Regions from separate parts of the Homo sapiens genome. Here region 1 is linked to region 2. A link is an interaction called in ENCODE POLR2A ChIA-PET data of the cell type or tissue named here. Cell type or tissue: OCI-LY7. All regions are shown on one strand. Links, peaks and the distances in the headings refer to the core of each region. The heading gives the core; the rest is flanking DNA. Region 1 has its middle 32 kb from the start of WFIKKN2. Region 2 overlaps SPAG9 (sperm associated antigen 9).

Region 1 (7,172 bases), core at 4,673-7,172, 310 kb after region 2:
TTTTGTGTCTGGCTTCTTTCATTTAGCATGAGGTTTGCAGGGTTCATCTATACTGTGGTGGGTGTCAGTACTTCACTGCTTTACATGGGTGAATAATATTCTGTTGTTTGTTGGTTCTTTTTTTTTTTTTTTTGAGATGGAGTCTCACCCTGTCACTCAGGCTGGAGTGCAGTGGTTCGATCTCGGCTCACTGCAGCCTCCGCCTCCCGAGTTCAAGTGATTCTCCTGCCTCAGCCTCCCGAGTAGCTAGGATTACAATTGTGCACCACCACGCCTGGCTAATTTTTGTATTTTCAGTAGAGACAGGGTTTCACCATGTTGGCCAGGCTGGTCTCAAACTCCTGACCTCAAGTGATCCACCCACCTCGGCCTCCCAAAGTGCTGGGATTACAGGCATGAGCCACTGCGCCCAGCCTGTTGTTTGTAGGTTCTACATTGTGTTGATTCATTCATCAATTTTTGGATATTTGGATGGTTTTCTACTTTCGGCTGTTTCTGGCCAGAGCCCCACAGCGCCCCCTCTAGACCCTCCATACTCATCTCTGAGTGAGGCAGTCATGCAGCCAGCGGGCCTCCAAGCTTCTGTGCCAAGTCAAACAAGAGTTTGACCCTAATCCAACACAGAGAAAATTTGGCAACGCTAAGCCAAGTTCCTTGGTGAGGCGCACATTTGCCTCTTGATCTGCCGCATGCCCTCTTCAGGGAACACCCTTTCTTCCTGGGGGCAGCTTCTCCCCCTATTCCAACCACGTGGCCCTAGTGGGGCTGCCATGCCATCCCGGAACCCTACCTGATGCAGGGTCTCTGCAGCTCAGCCTTTCCCACATGCGGAGCGGCCAAGTGTGCAGCTGAAGTTTTTGGTTGATTCTAGCAAATTCCCCCTTTCTGCCCAAGCTGGCTCATGTTGGATTTTGTCACTTTCAAGCCAGAGTCCTCACGGGGGCAGCTCCATCTCCCACCACAAATCCCAGGTGCTCCCTGAAGTGGAGAAAATGGGGCATCCTGCCTGGGCCCAGACTAGCACCCCCCCACAATATAATAACTCTGTGGGGTCCCCAGGTGTTTCATTTAACTTTGAGCTTCCTGGATGAACAGCATGGAGCTCCAATATTCATAAAAACTGGACCTCTGGGGCACGCCCAGGCTTGTCGAGACCCTGGAGGTCAGAAAGTGCAAGAAAGTTCTCCAGGTGTTCCTTGGACAGTTTGCACCTGGTAACTGACCCTTGGCTTGTGGGATTCCCCCCACCCCATGTCATTCCCCCCACCCCATGTGGCTAATGAATGGATCCTGCAGGGAGTCACCATTCGCCTGGATAACGTCCTTGGGTGCCGTCCAGTGGGGCCTGGAAAAAGTTGCTGGCTTAGGCAGCATCGCCTCCAAGCCAGCTGTTCCTAAGGACTGTGTTCCCACATGCAGAACACCTGGGCCCTCCTCTGTCCAGCCAGGACTTCTGCGTGTGCTGAACTGGCTATTGACACTTCCTAGGTAGATTCCCCAGTGTCTGTCTGACCAGCAACCCTCCTCACCTCCTCCTCAGAACTTATTGTGGAATCAGAAAGTATAAGATTTCCCCTTGGGGACGAGTAGTACAGAATGAGTCCAGGTGTGGTGGCTCACACCTGTAATCCCAGCACTTTGGGAGGCTGAGGCAGGGGATCACTGGAGGTCAGGAGTTCAAGACCAGCCTGGCCAACATGGTGAAACCCTGTCTCTACTAAAAATACAAAAGTTAGCTGGTCATGGTGGTGTGCGCCTGTAGTCCCAGCTACTCAGGAGGCTGAGGCAGAATTGCTTGAATCTGGGGGGTGGAGATTGCAGTGAGCCGAAATCACACCACTGCACTCTAGCCTGGATGACAGGGCAAAACTCTGTCCAGACTCTGTCTAAAAAATAAAAAAAAAAACTGTAGGGCACGGTGGCTCACGCCTGTAATCCCACCACTTTGGAAGGCCAAGGCGGGCAGATCACCTGAGGTCGAGAGTTCAAGACCAGCCTGGCCAACATGGAGAAACCCCATCTCTACTAAAAATACAAAAGTAGCCAGGTGTGGTGGTGCATGCCCGTAATCCCAGCTACTTGGGAGGCCGAGGCAGGAGAATCGCTTGAATCCGGGAGGTGGAGGTGGAGGTTGCGGTGAGCTGAGATTGCGCCATCACACTCCAGCATAGGCAACAAGAGTGAAACTCTGTCTCAAAAAAAAAGTACAGAATGACAATTATGAAAATCAATTTTGTTTAATCTTTTCTAAAATGGAACAATGAACCAAGCAATTTCCTGGGCCCAAAAAAAGAAGCAGTATTGCGGTTATTAAAATAGTGTTTACTTTGTGCTGATGGGAAAAGATGTGAAATATTAATGACTCCACGGAGCCCCGATTATGTGACTCATTAGGCAAAGGCCCTATGTGCAATTAAAGTAGACTCTTCAGTGTCTATCTTAAGTGACTTTGTGTTTTGTCCAGCCACTCCATACACAAGGATGAGTGGCCAGGTGCAGAGGCTCATGCTTGTAATCCCAGCACTTTGGAAGGCCGAAGCAGGAGGATCGTGAAGCCTAGGAGTTCGAGACCAGCCTGGGCAACATAGTGGGACCCTCATCTCCATAAAAAAAAAACCAAAAAAGCAAAAACAACAAAAAAAAAAGAGAGAGAAAAAGATAATTTTTGTTGTTCTAATTTTTTTCTACAGAGCCTTTTTCATATAACTTTGTGCCTCGGGTTCCTCATCTGTACAATGGGATAATAGTACTTACTCCATAGGAATATTTTGAGGATTTACGACATATAACTCACTTAAAAACTGTGCCTGATGCCGGGCGTGGTGGCTCACGCCTGTAACCCCAGCACTTTAGGAGGCCAGGGAAGGCGAATCACTTGAGGTCAGGAGTTCATGACCAGCCTGGCCAACATGGTGAAACCCTGTCTCTACTAAAAATGCAAAAAATTAGCTGCAAATCGCTTAAACCTGGGAGGCGGAGCTTGCAATGAGCTGAGATCTGCCACTGCACTCTAGCTTGGGCGACAGAGCGAGACTCCATCTCAAAAACAAACAAACAAACAAAAAACTGTGCCTGAAAAGTAGGAACAATAAAATACATGAGTCATTATCATCCCCATTATCATCATTATAAATCTCGAGGATGTAGAACACACTTTAGGTAACTGAGTGAAATGAAGCTCGATAGCACAGGACACAGTCATGGTTCAGGACCTGCACCCACTGTCAATCACTTCAGCTGCAAATACGCTCAGCAAACTCACTGGGTTCTTGTCCTTTGTTTTGTGTTTCTTTTTCCCCATCTAAACTAGGTCCCTCTGTTTCACTTACTAAGCGAGACCAGTCTGCTGTTTTTCTCTGCAGATACTGGCTTTAAGAAAAAGGTGCCTCTGGCTGTTTCTGAGTTTTAATGAAAGCAAAGCTTCTTTCTTTCCCCAAGACTCTGCCGCAGGCTGCAGGGTGAGGCCTGTGATTCAAACTGAACTCGTTTCTCCCACCTAAAGAGGTTACAAGCCAGACCCTTTGGATCTCTTTCTCCGGACTTTTCTGCCAAGCTTGCCTCACAGGTGCAGGGGGCAGGACTGGAAGGAGGTGGCCTGGAGCTGCTGAAGCCCACAGGGGCTGGGTCTCTAACGGTGGCCTGTGAGGTCTTCAGAGACACCCCAGTTGCTGCCATTCTCAGCTTCCTGGTGTCCTTCCAATCGGGGCCTGTTGTTTGGTTTGGTTTTGACTCGTTTGAGTATACTTCCTAGGGTTCACCAGAGACACAAGAAACACCTACAGCCAGGCACGGTGGCTCCCGCCTCTAATCCCAGCATTTGGGATGCCAAGGTGGGCGGATCACTTGAGCCCTGGAGTTGGAGACCAGCCTGGGCAACATAGTGAGATCTTGTCTCTACTAAAAATAAAAAATTAGCCGAGTGTTGTGGCGCACGCCTGTGGTCCCAGCTACTTGGGAGGCTGAGGCAGGAGGATTGCTTGAGGATGGGAGGTTGAAGCTTCAGTGAGCCATGATTGTGCCACTGCACTCCAGCCTGGGCCACAGAGCAAGACCCTGTCTCAAAAAAACAAAACAAAACAAAAGTGAAACACTGTCACCTTTTTTCTTCCCCTCCTGCCTCACAGCCAGCCTCCTAGAGAAGGAGAAAGGCCTGGTAGCAGCATGAGCTGCCAGGAGCTGAGAAACCCATTTCTGTCTGTCCTCCTTGTTCCTGAGCCACTTCACCTAGGGGAGTGCTATTTGTGCTCTGGTGGGGACATAAAATTGCAACAGGAAGCCAGCACAGGTGACCTCTGCCCCTGTCTATTTGGAGAAAGTTGGTCCTAGCTGAGGTCAACACCCCAGGCACAATTACACCCACAGTAAAGCGGGGGGATGAACCACTTTACAGGGTCTGGCTCCCCAAGATGGTACATCAGCACATCAGAACATAATCATCCAAAGAAAATGACTTGGCTTGTGCCTCGTGAGAGTTCAAATTCCACATCAGCTCCAGGCTAGGGGGAGTCAAAACTGCTGAACAGATACAGAATAGCCGGAGATGAAAGCTAAGAGATCTCAGGACCTAACGGCTTTGTGGCTGTCTGTATTAGACAGGATCAGTTAATGCTGCAAGAAACAAGCCTGAGAATGATAATGGCACAAGCGTAGTGAGGTGGAATTCTCATTCACATAAACAGTCACAGGTGGGCCCAGTCCCTGGAGCTGGGGGAGGAGCTCTCTGCCACAGAGGTCTTCAATTACCCGGGATCTGTCACCTTCAACACATGGCTCCCAAGATCACTTGGGATGTTGACATCCAGCAATGAAAGGGGAAAGGGCATGAAGAACTGGTGAAGTGGGGAAGGCTTTTATAGTTACAGGCAGGCCTAGAAAAGCAGTCACATTTCATCAGACTGTTCCCTCCACTGAGATGGAACTCAATCTCACGGCCACATCTAACTGCAAGAGAAGCTGGGCATACAGTCTTGCTGTGTGCCCAGATGAAAAGAGAGCACCCAGCAATGCTTGTCACACCATCCAGCTGTGGCTGCTATAGATGTGAGGGTCAACTGTGTGCAGCATCTCTGCTCCCAAATCACGGAGCCATTGTGGCAGCCTCAGAGGATGACTGCTAGGGAACACTGGGCTGTCCTAGACCATCAACTCCACTAGCTGTACCCTCCTTCTCTCCAGAGATGGCCACCACTCAAAGCTTCACTCCTCAGAGGGCTACTACAGTCTACTGTGAATTACCCTCCAGGATTCTGGAGGCTCCTTCCATCATGGAGGACCCTGTCTAGCACTTGTGACCCTTGACCCTGACCTCAGACCGAGAGCCCATCTAGGGTCCCAGGGCTAAGGATTTCATTCCAGGTGAACCCCCTGGTACCTGCATCCCACTGCCTCCACGGTTCTACCACCACCCTGAGAGCAGAGAACCCCTCAAGAAGACAGCATCGGCCATTTGTTACCTTGACTCATGCCAACCCTAGCCACTGCCGCTCTCTCCATGAATGATCCAGCCACCTGAAGTCCAGTTCCTGGCCCAGGTTGGATAAGCATGGCCACCTGTCCACCACTTACCACCCAACAGCCAAGGACCAAAGAGAACTTCTCAGCCATATCTCCCAGGAGTTAGGACAACAGCAGGATGAAGCTGAAACAGCCTCGGGTTCAGGTCGTCCTGGCTTCACATCTCTTCTCTGCTACTGACTAGCAGAGCTTCTTGCTTAAGTCACTTACCTCTCTCTGAACCTCAGCACCCAGGCTATAATGCCCCTGTGCAGGACTCGATGAAATAGTGTGCACAAAGCCCTGGCTCAGTGCCTGGCGTGCAGTAGGCCATCAGCCGAGTGCTGTTATAATGGGGGCTCTTTGCTGCTACAATGCAGCACCTTAGACCCTGGGGGTAATGATTCACTCAGGCTTCCATCCAGGGTGAATGGTCCCAAAGCAGCTGCAAGCTGAAGCTCCTGCTCAGCCAGCAATGCCCAAGGGAACTTGATCAGGAGCAGCTCTTCCCCCTCCTCCTCCTCCTCCTCTTCCTCCTTCTCCTCTTCCTCCTCTTCCTCCTCCTCCTCTAAGAAGGCTGCTCCCCAGCCTTCATAACTGCTGTGCACAAGGAACAAGTTTCCAGCTGCCTGTCAGCCTGTGGCAAGCCCGCTGGCTTCGACCTCCTTCACGCTGCACTCACGGAGGCCACCTCCCAATCACCAAAGCCAATGATACATTCAGTTCTTGCATCACTTGACTTCTTGGCTGCATCTGATGCTACTGACAATCCCATCTTCCCTAACCATCCTCCGCCTGCCTTCTGAAGGCCACTTTCTATCTCTTCCAGCCACTTATACACTCTCTCTGACCAGCTCCTCTTCCCGGCCTTCCCTCCCCATGCTGACATTCCGAAAGGTGCGTCCTGGGCCACTTGTCTGCTCTGCGGGGTCATTCTCCCAGGTGGTCACACCACTGCCATGTGTTGGACCAATGACTTCCAAACAATTCCTGGCACCCCAGCAGCTTGCCCACTGCAGCCAGGATGATCCAATTCACAAATTGGATCAAGTCTTTACACGGCTTAAAACCCATCAGTGCCGTCCCGTGGCTCAGAAGATTAAACCCAAGCTCCCTGGTACAGACGCCGTGTCGTCTGACTCCTGCCTGTGTCCTTGGCCTCAGCGCTTGCCCTTCCTGGCATCGGGGCTCATCCCATTCCTGAGGGATGACTGGCACCCTCGGAGAGCCCCAGGGTCTCCAGGTCTCGGTTCCTTTGACTTGCATGCACTCTACCTGGAACATGTCCCCACTGGAGAATGCTCCCTGCCTCTCCAAACCAGATCCAGGGCCCTTCCCCAAGCCCCCTCCTCTGAGTGTGGCTGACCTCAGCATCTCTCCTGTTGTTTTGCTTTGGTCTCCCGGTCCGCATGCCCCTGCTATGTAATAAGTACTGGGTGAATGTTGGTGGAGCAAAGGAGGGAATTAATGACCAAGCCAGCCTGACTCTGAGGTGGGCTTGAGCTGACTCAGTGCTGTCTTAGGTCCTCCTGCTGGAAACCTGGCCCAGAGCTGAGCGGGCTTTGCACCCCTCCCTGACCCCAGCCTCACAGCCGCCTCCACCAGGGCCCAGTGGCTGGCCAGGGACTGTTGGTCAGGAAGCCCAGGCTGGAAACCTGGCTCCCTCCCTCCCTGCTAAC
Region 2 (7,328 bases), core at 2,451-4,950:
TTTTAAAAAAGGGCCAGGTGTGGTGGCTCACATCTATAGTCCCAGCACTTTGGGAGGCCGAGGCAGATGGATCACTTGAGGTCAGGAGTGTGGGACCAGCCTCGCCAACATGATGAAACCCTGTCTGTACTAAAAATACAAAAATTATCTGGGTGTGGTGGTGGGTGCCTGTAATCCCAGCTACTGGGGAGGCTGATGCAGAAGAATTGCTTGAACCCGGGAGATGGAGGTTGCAGTGAGCTGGGATCGTGCCTCTGTACTCCAGCCTGGGCAGTAGAGTGAGACTACCTCTCAAAAAAGAAAAAAGAAAAAAAAAAGAAACTTCTGAAAAGTAGACATACGAGTTTAAAGAACCTTTAGGAATTTAGTTCTTAGTGATTCTGTGGGTCTTTTATGTTATCACTGTTATTCTCAAAGTGAGAGCTCATTTAGCATCATTCAGTAGAGGGAGATTACACATAAAAACGAAGAGGCATTGTCTTCCTTCCTTTTCTTTTTCTTTTCTTTTCTTTTCTTTTCTTTTTTTTTGAGATGGAGTTTCTCTTGTTGCCCAGGCTAGAGTGCAATGGTGCCATCTCGGCTCACTGCAACCTTCGCCTCCTGGGTTCAAACAGTTCTCCTGCCTCAGCCTCTCAAGTAGCTGGGATTACAGGCATGCGCCACCACGCCTGGCTAATTTTGTATTTTTAGTGGAGTTGGGGTTTCTGCATGTTGGTCAGGCTGGTCTTGAACTCCTGACCTCAGGTGATCCGCCCGCCTTGGCCTCCTAAAGTGCTGGGATTGCCACTGTGAACCACCGCGCCTGGCTCCTTCCCTCCTTTTTGAGATAGACTCATACATGCAGAGAATGGACTGAAGAGAGAATATCTTTACTGGGAATGGATTATGTGATTTTGTGTCTGCTTTTTTGTGGCCTTTTGCTTTAAAAAAAAAAAAAAAAGGATGAGTTCAAGCCTGGGCAACGTAGTGAGACCCCTCTTCCCCAAAAACCATAAAAAAAATTAGTTGGGTGTGATGGTGTGAGCCTGTAGTCCTAGCTACTCAGGAGGCTAAGGCAGGAGGATCACTTAAGCCCAGGAGTTTGAGACTGCAGTGAGTTATCATGGCCACGGCACTCCAGCCTTGACAACAGGGCAAGACCCTGTTTCTTACCAAAAAACAAAACAATAGGATGACTGAATGCAGAGGTGAGAGACACTACTGAGAATTTTCTAACTTGTTCCCATGGAATCAGCACTTAAAGCAGTAACAAAATGATTTTTGTTTAAATGGAGACTTTTGACACTTCTTGTCTTTGGAAGTGTATGAACATGGGACCCGTAAGACTCATGGGCAGGAAAATAGGTATTGACATTCATTGTTCTTGTTTTAGTGTTCTCATTCATTCATAATTTTTTTTTTTTTTGAGACAGAGTCTCACTCTGTCACCCAGGCTGGAGTGCAGTGGCACTATCCCAGCTCATTGCAACCTCTGCCTCCCAGGTTCAAGCAATTCTCCTGCCTCAGCTGCCTGAGTAGCTGGGATTACAGGTGTGCACCACTACACCCGGCTAATTTTTGTATTTTCAGTAGAGACAGGGTTTCACCATGTTGGCCAGGGTGGTGTAAAACTCCTGACCTCAAGTGATTCATCTGCCTCAACCTCCCAAAGTGCTGGGATTACAGGCGTGAGCCACCACACTTGGCCCACACTTGATATTTTATTTTTTAATTTTATTTATTTTTGAGACTGAGTTTCACGCTCTGTTGCCCAGGCTGGGGTGCAGAGGCACGATCTTGGCTTACTGCAACCTCTGCCTTCTGGATTCAAGCAGTTCTTCTGTCTCAGCCTTCTGAGTAGCTGGGATTATAGGCATGAGCCACCATGCCCAGCTACTTTTTGTATTTTTAGTAGAGATGGGGTTTCACCATGTTAGCCAGGCTGGTCTTGAACTCCTGACCTTGTTATCTGCCTACCTTGGCCTGCCAAAGTGTTGGGATTACAGGCATGAGCCACCATGCCTGGCCCATTTTTTAAAAAATTTATTTTTGAGACAGAGTCTTGTGCTGTCGCCCAGGCTGGAGTGCAGTGGTGCGATCTCAGATCACTGTAACTCCCACCTTCCAGGTTCAAGCAATTCTCCTGCCTCAGCCTCCCTAGTAGTTTGGGATTACAGGCACGCGCCAGCACGCCCGGCTAATTTTTGTAGTTTTAATAGAGAAGGGGTTTCACCATGTTGTCCAGGCTGGTCTCAAACTCTTGACCTCAGGTGATCCCCCTGCCTCGGCCTCCCAAAGTGCTGGGATTACAAGCGTGAGCCACCGCACCTGGCCTAAAAAACACATATTTTAATATTTTTATAGATCTTTTGATTGATTGATTGAGACGAGATCTCACTCTGTTGCCCAGGCCAGAGTGCAGTGGTGTAATCCCGGCTGACTGCAACCTCTGCCTCCTGGGTTCAAGCGATCCTCCCATCTCAACTTCCGGAATAGCTGGGACTACAGGATCATGCCGCCATGCCTGGCTAATTTTTGTATTTTTTGTAGAAATGGGTTTCCCATGTTGCCCAGGCTGATCTTGAATATTTGGGCTCAGACATTCCTCGCACCTCAGCCTCCCAAAGTGCTGTGATTACAGGTGTGAGCCACTGCACCCAACCTATTTTCTTTTGTTGTTGTTGTTTTTTTTTTTTTTGAGATGGGGTCTTGCTTTGCCACCCATGCTGGAGTGCAGTAGCGCGATCTTGGCTCACTGCAACCTCTGCCTCCCGGGTTCAAGCAGTTCTCCTGCCTCATCCTCCTGAGTAGCTGGGACTACAGGTGCTCACAACCACACCTCGCTAACTTTTGTATTTTTAATAGAGATGGGGTTTTACCATGTTGTCCAGGCTGGTATTGAACTCCTAACCTCAGGTGATCCACCTGCCTTGGCCTCCCAAAGTGCTGGGATTACAGGTGTGAGACACTGTGCCCGGCCAACCTATTTGCTTTTTCTTTTCTTTCTTTTTTTTTTTTTTTTTTGATATGGCATTTCACACTTGTTGCCCAGGCTGGAGCGCAATGGTGCGATCTCAGCTCACTGCAACCTCCGCCTCCCAGATACAAAGGATTCTCCTGCCTCAGCCTCCTGAGTAGCTGGGATTACAGGCATGTGCCACCATGGCCAGCTAATTTTGTATTTGTAGTAAAGATGGGGTTTCTCCATGTTGGTCAGGCTGGTCTCGAACTCCCAACCTCAGGTGATCCGCCGGCCTCGGCCTCCCAAAGTGCTGGGATTATGGGTGTGAGCCACCACGCCCGGCAGCGGCCAACATTTTTTCATATTTTTAAAAATACCATTTTTTTTTTCTGAACTGTTTGTTTTTGTGATTTTTTTTTCCTTTGGTTGGGTTTTTTTTTTTTTCTTTTTTTTAGAGATGAGGTTCAGGCTGGAGTGCAGTTGTGCAATCATGGCCCACAGCAGCCTTGACCTCCAGGGCTCAAGTAGATCCCACTTCCTCAGCCTCTGAGCAGCTGTGACTACAGGCATGCGCCACCATGCCTGGCTAATTTTTAATTTTTTTTGTAGAAACAGGGTCTCGTTATGTTATGCAAGCTGAACTCACTATGTTGCCCAGTCTGGTCTGGAACTCCTGGGCTCAAGTGGATCCTCCTGCCTTGTGGATCCTGCCAAAGTTTTTTTTTTTTTTTTTTTTTTTTTTTTGTTGAGACAGAGTCTGGCTCTGTCGCCAGTCTGGAGTGCAGTGGAGTGTCTTGGCTTGCTGCAACCTCCACCACCTGGGTTCAAGCGATTCTCTTGCTTCAGCCTCCTGAGTAGCTGGGACTACAGGCGCGCGCCATCACACCCAGCTAATTTTTGTATTTTTAGTGGAGATGGGGTTTCACCATGTTGGCCAGGATGGTCTTGATCTCGACCTCAAGTCATCTGCCTGCCCCAGCCTCCCAAAGTGCTAGGATTACAGGTGTGAGCCACTGCGCCTGGCCTTTTTTTTTTTTTTTTTTTTGTAGAGATGGGGTCACACTGTGTTGCCCAGGCTTGTCTTGAACTCCTGGCCTCAAGACATTTTCTTACCTCAGCCTCCCAAAGTGTTGGGATTGTAGGTGTGAGCCACCACACCTGGCCATGGTTAACGATTCGAATAATGTTCACACTGCCCCTAGCCAGAGTAGATAGAGATATGCCCCTGCACCTAGTCATTCAGACACTTTCTGAAATGAACAATCTATGTTTGTTTTCTGGCGGGAGTGGGATGGGAAGGGGTATGGTTGTTGCTTTATGAAATAATAATTTGTTAGTTAATTATTACTTAAGCTCCTAAGACATTTTTTTTTAAAGACAAAGACTAGCTCTGGATTAAGACATCTTTTTTTAAATTTGAGATTTCTGAATGTGAATATCTAAATGAGATACCATTATGTGTCCCTGCTGTAGTGACACTCATATTTTTATTTAGTTAAAAATCACAAAAGAACGCTACGCATGGTGGCTCATGCCTGTAATTTCAGCACTTTGGGAGGCCGAGGTGGTGGATTGCCTGAGGTCAGGAGTTCAAGACCAGCCCTGACCAACATGGTGAAACCCCGTCTCTACTAAAAATACAAAAATTAACTGGGCATGGTGGCGGACGCCTGTAATCCAAGCTACTCCGGAGGCAGAGGAAGGAAAATCACTTGTACCTGGGAGGCGGAGGTTGTAGTGAGCCAATATCTTGCCATTGAACTCCAGCCTGAGCTACAGAGTGAGACTGTGTCTTCAAAAGAAAAAACAAAACAAAAAAAAATCACAAAAGAGGACACCAAACTGGGTATAGTACCAAACTGGTTCAGAGGGTAGATTAGTAGATTGACTATTCACTGGATTGCTGAAGTGTGTGCCATAGGTCACACATCCAGTTCTGTGCTTGAGAGAGTACAGGATTCCTGCTTCTTGAAATCTTTACCTTACCTTTAACTACATGCTGCTTACTTATGTTGTACTGAACTTTGCTTCTCAGGAGAACTGATGTTAGAACCTACCCAAGTTATTTTGCTCTGCTCTGCACTCAATGAATACAGCTGTTATCTAAATAAGTTATTAGGTTGTGGTCAGAAATATCTGCATAGACCAGTTTAATAATGTATGTAATGTTATATATATTTAAAAAGCTGTTATTTGGAAATGGGTATATATAAGTTCTGTTTTTTACTTTGAAATCTTGACCAGTGATATTTGATTATTGCTTTGAACATAGCACTGTGTTTTCTTTTCTTTTTTTTTTTGAGACGGAGTCTTGCTCTGTCACCCTGGCTGGAGTGCAGTGGCGGGATCTCGGCTCACTGCAACCTCCGCCTCCTGGATTCAAGCGATTCTCCTGCCTCAGCCTCCCGTGTAGCTGGGACTACAGGCGCCCGCCACCACACCCGGCTAATTTTTTGTATTTTTAGTAGAGATGGGGTTTCACTGCGTTAGCCAGGATGGTCTCAATCTGACCTCGTGATCTGCCCGCCTCGGCCTCCCAAAGTGGTGGGATTACAGGCATGAGCCACCCACCCGGCCATACTGTGTTTTATTTTCTTAAGAATTACAGCATTCAGTAGTTTGGCATAATAGGCACACCCAAAAATGTGTGAGGTGAACCATGGGAATTTATATATTAATGTAATAGAGAAGTACCAAGTTGAGGGTATAGAATTTTATTTTATGTTATTTTTTTCGAGACAAGGTCTGGCCCAGGTTGGAGTGCAGTGGTGCGATCTTGGCTCACTGCAACTGTTGCCTCTTGGGCTCAAGCCATCCTTCCGTCTCAGCCTCCCAAGTAGATGGGACTACAGGTGTACACCACCACGCCCAGCTAATTTTTGATATTTTGTAAAGACGGGTTTCACCATGTTGCCCAGGCTGGTCTCGAATTTGTGAGCTCAAGTGATCTGCCTGCCTCGGCCTCCCAAAGTGCTGGGATTACAAGCGTGAGCCACCACGTCCAGCTAGGGTTTTTTTTTTTTTTTTGTAAGGTTAGTAAACTTTTTCAGTAAATCCACCACCACCCCTCCCAGCTTTTTATTAGGTAAACTTTCAAACATATAGAAAAATGGAAAGTACATTTGTCATTTGTATACCCACTATATAGATTCAGTAGTTGTTGTTTTATTTATCTGTCTGTATATGTGGATGTGTGGGTGTGGATACACATATACACACATACACATATTTAATTGCTGAACCATTTTAAATTGCAGACATACTTTGCCCCTCAGTACTTAACATATTTAAATTACAGACATTATGATACTTTGCCTCTCAGTACTTAACATATTTATCTCCTAAAAAATGAGAATATTCTGCCATATAACCACCATATTATTTACGTTTGAGAACATTTCCAAGGCCGAGTGTAGTAGCTAATGCCTGTAATCCCAGCACTTTGGGAGGCTGAGGTGGGCGGAACACTTGAGCTCATGAGTTGAAGATCAGCCTGGGTAACATAGCAAAACCTTGTCTCTACAAAAAATATAAAAATTAGCGTGGTGTGGTGGTGTGTGCCTATAGTCCCAGCTACTTGGGGGGCCGAGGCAGGAGGATCGCACCAGCCTAGGAAGTCAAGGCTGAGGTAAGATGTGTTCATGCCACTGTGCTCCAGCCTGGGCAACACAGTGAGACTCTGTCAAAAAGAAAAGAAAAGAAAAAAAAGAACCTTTGTAATATCATCTAATATTAATTTGAATTAATTTTTAAGAGCACAGTATGTGTCAGTTATTATATAGCTAACTAGCTTCTTAATATGTTTATAATGAATTAATGAAACTCATCTGGGAGGAAGTGTTTGCATTTTAGTTACTTTTCTATAAGAAATTTAAATTTGAGGCCGGACGCAGTGGCTCACGCCTGTAATCCCAGCACTTTGGAAGGCCGAGGTGGGCAGATCACGAGGTCAAGAGTTCGAGACCAGCCTGACCAACATGGTGAAACCCCGTCTCTACTAAAAATACAAAAATTAGCTGGGCATGGTGGTGTGTGCCTGTAATCCCAGCTACTCCGGAGGCTGAAGCAAGAGAATCACTTGAACCTGGGAGGTGGAGGTTGTGGTGAGCTGAGATCGTGCCACGGCACTCCAGCCTAGGCGACAGAGCAAGACTCCATCTCAAAAAAGAAAAAAGAAAAAGAAAAAGAAATTTAAATGTGAAATATATAAAACGGAATTAAAATTGGCTAATTTTGTTTTAAAATTAGCACATTGGCCAGGCGTGGTGGCTCATGCCTGTAATCTTAGCACTTGGGGAGTCTGAGGCGGGCGGATCACCTGAGGTCAGGAGTTCGAGACCAGCCTGACCAACATGGAGAAACCCTGTCTCTACTAAAAATATAAAAG

Evidence for each region. ChIA-PET counts read pairs that join two places held together with the same protein. Peaks named below come from ENCODE experiments on the same cell type or tissue, not always from the same donor. Only the 100,000 strongest peaks of a DNase experiment are listed, where the experiment ranks them.
Region 1: POLR2A ChIA-PET joins it to region 2 with 6 read pairs; 4 of 35 experiments call an interaction of 5 or more read pairs at or near these places.

Annotation. Positions count from the first base shown.
Region 1 is chr17:50,799,919-50,807,090 of GRCh38, reverse strand. No RefSeq gene overlaps it. Among named protein-coding and RNA genes, the nearest start is that of WFIKKN2, 32 kb to the left of the region's middle. RefSeq lists a silencer at 703-924 and an enhancer at 6,855-7,172. In OCI-LY7, for the core only: no CTCF peak of the experiment used is centred there; no DNase peak of the experiment used is centred there.
Region 2 is chr17:51,109,029-51,116,356 of GRCh38, reverse strand. The region is part of intron 1 of SPAG9 (sperm associated antigen 9); the gene reads left to right. Among named protein-coding and RNA genes, the nearest start is that of SPAG9, 8.2 kb to the left of the region's middle. In OCI-LY7, for the core only: no CTCF peak of the experiment used is centred there; a DNase peak (open chromatin) is centred at 3,476.